Linked DNA regions of Homo sapiens: region 2 is linked to region 1. A link is an interaction called in ENCODE POLR2A ChIA-PET data of the cell type or tissue named here. Cell type or tissue: Panc1. All regions are shown on one strand. Each heading gives the region's core, and the rest is flanking DNA. Links, peaks and the distances in the headings are about the cores only. Region 1 holds the start of LOC105378031 (a long non-coding RNA gene). Region 2 overlaps NMBR (neuromedin B receptor).

Evidence for each region. Peaks named below come from ENCODE experiments on the same cell type or tissue, not always from the same donor. Only the 100,000 strongest peaks of a DNase experiment are listed, where the experiment ranks them.
Region 2: POLR2A ChIA-PET joins it to region 1 with 11 read pairs; 1 of 35 experiments calls an interaction of 5 or more read pairs at or near these places.

What each region holds. Positions count from the first base shown.
Region 1 is chr6:142,029,217-142,032,138 of GRCh38, reverse strand. LOC105378031 (a long non-coding RNA gene) reads left to right here and starts at 1,713. Exons shown (of 4, transcript XR_943079.3): 1 at 1,713-1,976. In Panc1, for the core only: no CTCF peak of the experiment used is centred there; no DNase peak of the experiment used is centred there; H3K4me3 peaks cover 1,764 bases; H3K27ac peaks cover 2,276 bases.
Region 2 is chr6:142,087,747-142,090,668 of GRCh38, reverse strand. NMBR (neuromedin B receptor) reads left to right here. Exons shown (of 4, transcript NM_002511.4): 2 at 1,348-2,432. The coding sequence starts at 2,011. Among named protein-coding and RNA genes, the nearest start is that of GJE1, 44 kb to the left of the region's middle. RefSeq lists enhancers at 1,596-2,147, 2,148-2,701. In Panc1, for the core only: no CTCF peak of the experiment used is centred there; no DNase peak of the experiment used is centred there; H3K4me3 peaks cover 520 bases; H3K27me3 peaks cover 420 bases.

The DNA.
Region 1 (2,922 bases), core at 144-2,643:
CGGGGTTTCATGGTGTTAGCTAGGATGGTCTCGAACTCCTGACCTCATGATCCGCCGGCCTCGGCCTCCCAAAGTGCTAGGATTACAGGCTTGAGCCACCGCGCCCGGCCGAGACCTAGCATTTTTTATCGTTGTTATTTATCCCAAAGAAATGAAAACCAAAAGGCTTTTATAATTACGATCATTCTGCTCTTTTCTGAATTGCTTTAAACTGTAAAAAAAAACCTTGGCGTACATGAATAGGAGAATGAATATGTGGTATATTAATACATGAAAATATTTTTCAACAATAAAAAGCAGCAATGTGGTGATACAGCAACAAGAATGAATCTCAAAAACATTATGCTTAGCATAAGAAGCTAACCATAAAAGCACGTACTGTATGGTTTCGTGTATATGAAGTCCTGCGATAGGCAAACCTAAGTATAGCGAGAAAAATCAAACCAAGAGAACAGGAGTTGTCTCTGGGAGTATTCAAGAGATTGATTGGGAAGGGGCATAAGGGAACATTCTGGGGTAAAAATAATATCCTATGTCTCGAAAGGAGTTTGGGTTATCCAGCTATATCCATTTATTGAAACTCAAATCTCTCCTACACTTTATTTATTTCATACTATATAAATGCAAAAACTATAAGATTAGATTAAAAAAAAAACCCTCAAGGAGAATACTCATGTAAGCCTTGAATCAAGGTGAAAAGAATGGCACAACTGGAGAAAGAAAGTATATGCAAGCCTGGGGGCCAGAGAGACTCCTGGGCACAGCTCCGCAGGGATTTGTCTCATATAACACTCTTAGTCTGTGGATTATAAGCCACCAATATGGAATGAAGAATATGAGTTTCATGAGACCGGGAAAAACTTTCCAGCTGGATCTTTTATGCTGATTAGTCACATTGCCAAGCTAGTAAACATTTAACCAGTTACACCAGGTGTAAGCGATCAATAAACAAGTTGGTCTTGGGTGTAAAGTATAAAATGGGAAAATTAAACAGCACAGTATTAATCGTTAGTTAACCCACTTGTTTTATCTTGGTCCCAGACTTTTCTAGGCATCTCCAGTTGTTAAGCACAGAGCTGTCCCAGTGTAGCTGTCACATAATGGTATGGTCAGATAATGGTATGCAGTAAATTTTAAATAAAAGAAAATAAGCTGTAAAAAAATTGCACTCTTCTTTATAATCTGCATTCAGAAGTACTTAAGCAGAAGAATATAGATTCTGTGATTTACTTTAAAACGAATAGAGCTTGATGACGGGGAGATGAGTAAATACAGGGTTAAAAATAAATAAAATACTAGTGGTAAATTTAGGAAGTGAATGTACTGGTGTTTATTTTAAATTCTTTCAACTTTGCTGCATATTTGAAGATTTTTATAAGATTTTGGAAAAAATCTGTAAATGCAAAGATTTATTAAATGTTCTATAACTAAAAATTTTGACCTAGGAAAAGGGATTGCTCCAATAAAAATATGAGTGAAACAAAGTATGTTGTCTTCTCTTTCCTACCATTCTTTGTTTCTTGCTCTTTGTGATGGTTAATCCTTTGGATTGAAGGATGCAAAGTATTGTTGCTGGGTGTCTCTGGGTGTTGCCAGAGGAGATTAACATTTGAGTCAGTGGACTGGGGGAGGAAGACCCACCCACAATGTGGGTGGGCACCATCCAATCAGCTGTCACCTTGGCTTTAAGACAGAAGAAGGCGGAAGAAGCTGACTTGCTGAGTTTTCCAGCGTTTATCTTTCTCCCGCGCTGGATGCTTCCTGCCTTTGAACATCAGACTCCAAGTTCTTTGGCTTCTGGACTCTTGGACTTACACCAGTGGTTTGTCGGGGCTCTCAGGTCTTCTGCCACAGACTGAAGGCTATACTGTCAGCTTCCCTACTTTTGAGGTTTTGGGACTCGGACTGAGCCACTGCTGGCTTCCTCGCTCCTCAGCTTGCACGCGGCCTATCGGGGGACTTCACCTTGTGAGCGTGTGAGTCAATTCTCCTTAATAAACTCCCTTTCATATATACATCTATCCTATTAGTTCTGTCCCTCTAGAGAACCCTGACTAATACACTTTTCTTTCTGCCTCTTCTTTGCTTCTAGGTACGTATGAGCTTTTTGCTCATCACCGAATATCTCTATTAAGATTTCTTTCAGAATTACTCTAAAACCAGTAAACTGAATAGGTGAATTACACTAAGGTGCTATAATTATAAACAAACTCTTAATGAGGTCTAATCTCTGCAGTTGAATAGTACTGTCAAGTATGTATCTATAGAATTATAAGGAAGTTCCATTTTTCTGAGATAATTTCAATTTAATTGCAAAAATAATGTTCACGTAGGAAAGTAATTCACAAGACGATGATGAATTTTATAAACGCAAAACTCAGTGGTGTATCCCAAACAAATTTTGTTCTAAAGAAGGTGAGAATATGCTCAACTGGGAGAGCAAGTAAAAGTTTCAAATTGAAGGTGGATCTTAAAGGATGAGTGGGCTCTCCATACACGAATATAGCCTTCTAGGCAAGGGGAATGAAATGAGAAAAAGGACAGTGGTCTGTCAATTTGCTACATATTTTTTTGAGGATAATATGGAGTTCATATTGGAGAACAGTGATTTGGCAGAAATTTTTGAATTCATTTTGGCTATATTCGAAGGCAGAATATTCAATATATCTCCAAGGAAGGTGGAAATGTAAGACTGTATCCTTGAGGCCAGTATTAGAGGGGTAAATGTCCCATGTAGCATTGAGTGTGATTTCATAAATCAAACAAGAATGTGTTTCATTACCTGATTGATGTACACCTTACATAGATTTAAAAAGCATTTTTATGGAACAAATTACTGACAGTGTATGTGATCTCACAGGGAGAACTATGTACAGAGTACGGCAGAGATACTCAGAAAAGAAAAATACATGGTGAAGAGCT
Region 2 (2,922 bases), core at 121-2,620, 59 kb before region 1:
GTAATATTAATTTCCTTGCTCTCTTTTCCTCTTTCTCTTGCTCCCTCTCCCTCTATATATGTGTATAATTTTTATAAATATAAATAGAATATTTATATATTCAAATATATTTATACATAAATATTCTATTTAACTAATCTTAATTTTATAATGAATTATTTTAAGTAGTGAAATTCCAGAAGAGTACAATAAGGACTTTTGAGTTAGAAAACATAAAACTTAAAATTGATTACAATGCAAATGTTTACCTTGTCTAATTCAATTATGATGTGACAGTGCTCTTGGTGGGCAATATCTGGAAAAGTTGCTTAATTTATAAGTGACATTGCATATATACACATCTTATCAGTTTATGGCTAGATCATCATAGGTAGTCCTTGGCTAGTTACATTGTTATTATTCAATTGTTCAATTTTATCCTTTAATAACAAAGAACTAGTCAAATGTTTTCCCTAATGAAGAGTGTTATTTAGCTAACTCCAGAACTGAGCCACCATTTCTGATCAGTTTACATTAGACTCAGATGGTGGTGATTTGGGAAACTGTTTTGTGCTTAGGGACAACCTATTTAAAACAGCATATCAGATGTTTATTGAATATATATCTACGAGTGGCATTACTCAATCATAAGCATACATATACTCTGCCTTAATAGATAGAATTAACAAATAAAATTGTCGAGCCAGGTTCCAAAAGAAAAAATAAGTTAGTAATTTATTTTAAAAAATTGTCAGTTTCCAGTAAAGCTGAACATACTCAAGTACTATGACCTGGCAAATCCACACCTGGGATTTATTCAAATGTGCACCTGAACACATGTAAAAGAATGTTCATAGAAACGTTACTCAGGTTGACTAAAATTGTAAGGAACCCAAATGTTAATCAATATAGAATGGATAAACAAACTGTGGTATATTTATAAAATGATGTAGTATACAGTAATGAAAAATGCCACCTGAGAAAAAACATGAGTGGATCTCACAGATATGGTGTCGAGTGAAAGAACCTAGACACAAGAGTGTATGCTGAATGATTCCATTTATACGATGCTCAATAGGAGGCACACTTATTCAATAACAAGCCAAATGGTGGTTATTTTGGGAGATGGTGGCTAGATTGTGGGCTCTGAATGATGGTTAGATTAAGCAGAACGATTAAGAAATGTGTACGTTATACACGTTATAATTCAATAAAATATAAATTTAAAAATAATATGCCAACAATAGGAAATAATTTTCACATTTAAGGTAAGAACAGTAGATGATCAGAAGAAGAGTAGCGAGAGGATTTCATTTATGAGCTTCATTCTTTGGCACTCATTTTTTTCCCCTAAATTCTGTGTTTCAGCATTAGGGACTTGCCAACTCAGCCCTTTAATCCTCAGAGATTCCAAAGTTCTTGCCTGGAGCTCCTCCTGCTTGGAGGCGGGTAAGGATGGATGTATATAGGGGCACACACACATGCATGGAGGACTGACCTCCCCTCCAGTTCCACACAATACAACAGGAACTTCACAAACAAGAGCAAAGCTGTGGGAAAAGCAGGTTGCAGGTGGCCCCGCCTAGTTCCCGGGATTTCAGCTGCGGCCCGCTGGACAGCGCCAGGATGACTTCTGCTTCTCTGGGCGAAGAGTCCGGCAGGTGCTTCTACTGATCCCCAAGGGACAGCTCCTTGTTCCTGAAAGGCTGTTTTCCGCTAGATAACCGCGAGAACAAACCACTGAATACGGAACAAAGACGCAACCGCTTTGCTTTTTTTTTTTTTTTAATTTAAATTCAGAGTTAGCCGGAGCCATTTCCCCCCTCTAGAAGCGGAGCGCCCGAGTGTGTGGACAGACCCCTCCCCAGGTCCTGAACTCTTAGGGACGTGGTGCTGTGAGGCTTGCCCCGCGGACAGTAAACTTGCAGGGGCGAGAGGGAGGGACATCGATTAAACCTAAATCGTGGGCGTTCAGTCCTCAGGGCACCGGAGCGCGTGAAAACTCCAGCGGACTCTGCTGGAAAGGAGATCATGCCCTCTAAGTCTCTTTCCAACCTCTCGGTGACCACCGGCGCGAATGAGAGCGGTTCCGTTCCCGAGGGGTGGGAAAGGGATTTCCTGCCGGCCTCGGACGGGACCACCACGGAGTTGGTGATCCGCTGTGTGATCCCGTCCCTCTACCTGCTCATCATCACCGTGGGCTTGCTGGGCAACATCATGCTGGTGAAGATCTTCATCACCAACAGCGCCATGAGGAGCGTCCCCAACATCTTCATCTCTAACCTGGCGGCCGGGGACTTGCTGCTGCTGCTCACCTGCGTCCCGGTGGACGCCTCGCGCTACTTCTTCGACGAGTGGATGTTTGGCAAGGTGGGCTGCAAACTGATCCCTGTCATCCAGCTCACTTCCGTGGGGGTTTCCGTGTTCACTCTCACTGCCCTCAGCGCCGACAGGTAAGAGCACAGGTAGCTGTGAGTGGCTTGGAAAAGTCGTGGAGAGGGGCGAGTAGAGAAGACTCACCCGGAGTGCACCTACTGGCAGAAGGACGCAAGGAAAGGTTGGGTGTGGAGAGGAAGAGAGGGAGAGAGTGTGTACCTGGGAAGTAGAGTAAACAGAGTTAAAACGGACTGACATGTGAGGCTTGGAAAAATATAAGAAAATTACTATGTTTTAAAAAAAACAATTAAAATTGCATTTAAAATTGCATCTCCTAGTCCCACCTCCGACACTTAGGGAATATTATTTCATAGAAAAGCTATAGAATAAACATGCAAAAGAGCGAGTATCTTGTTGAAGCTTTCTGTGTGTGCTTAAAATCTTATTAGTGTTCTTTCCTTTATGCAGTAGAGTAAGAATCTAATAGGTAAGAATGTCTGCTTAATATTAGGCAAATATTTAATTTTTATTTCTTTCAAGTAAGAGGAGAACTTACTTAAATTTATT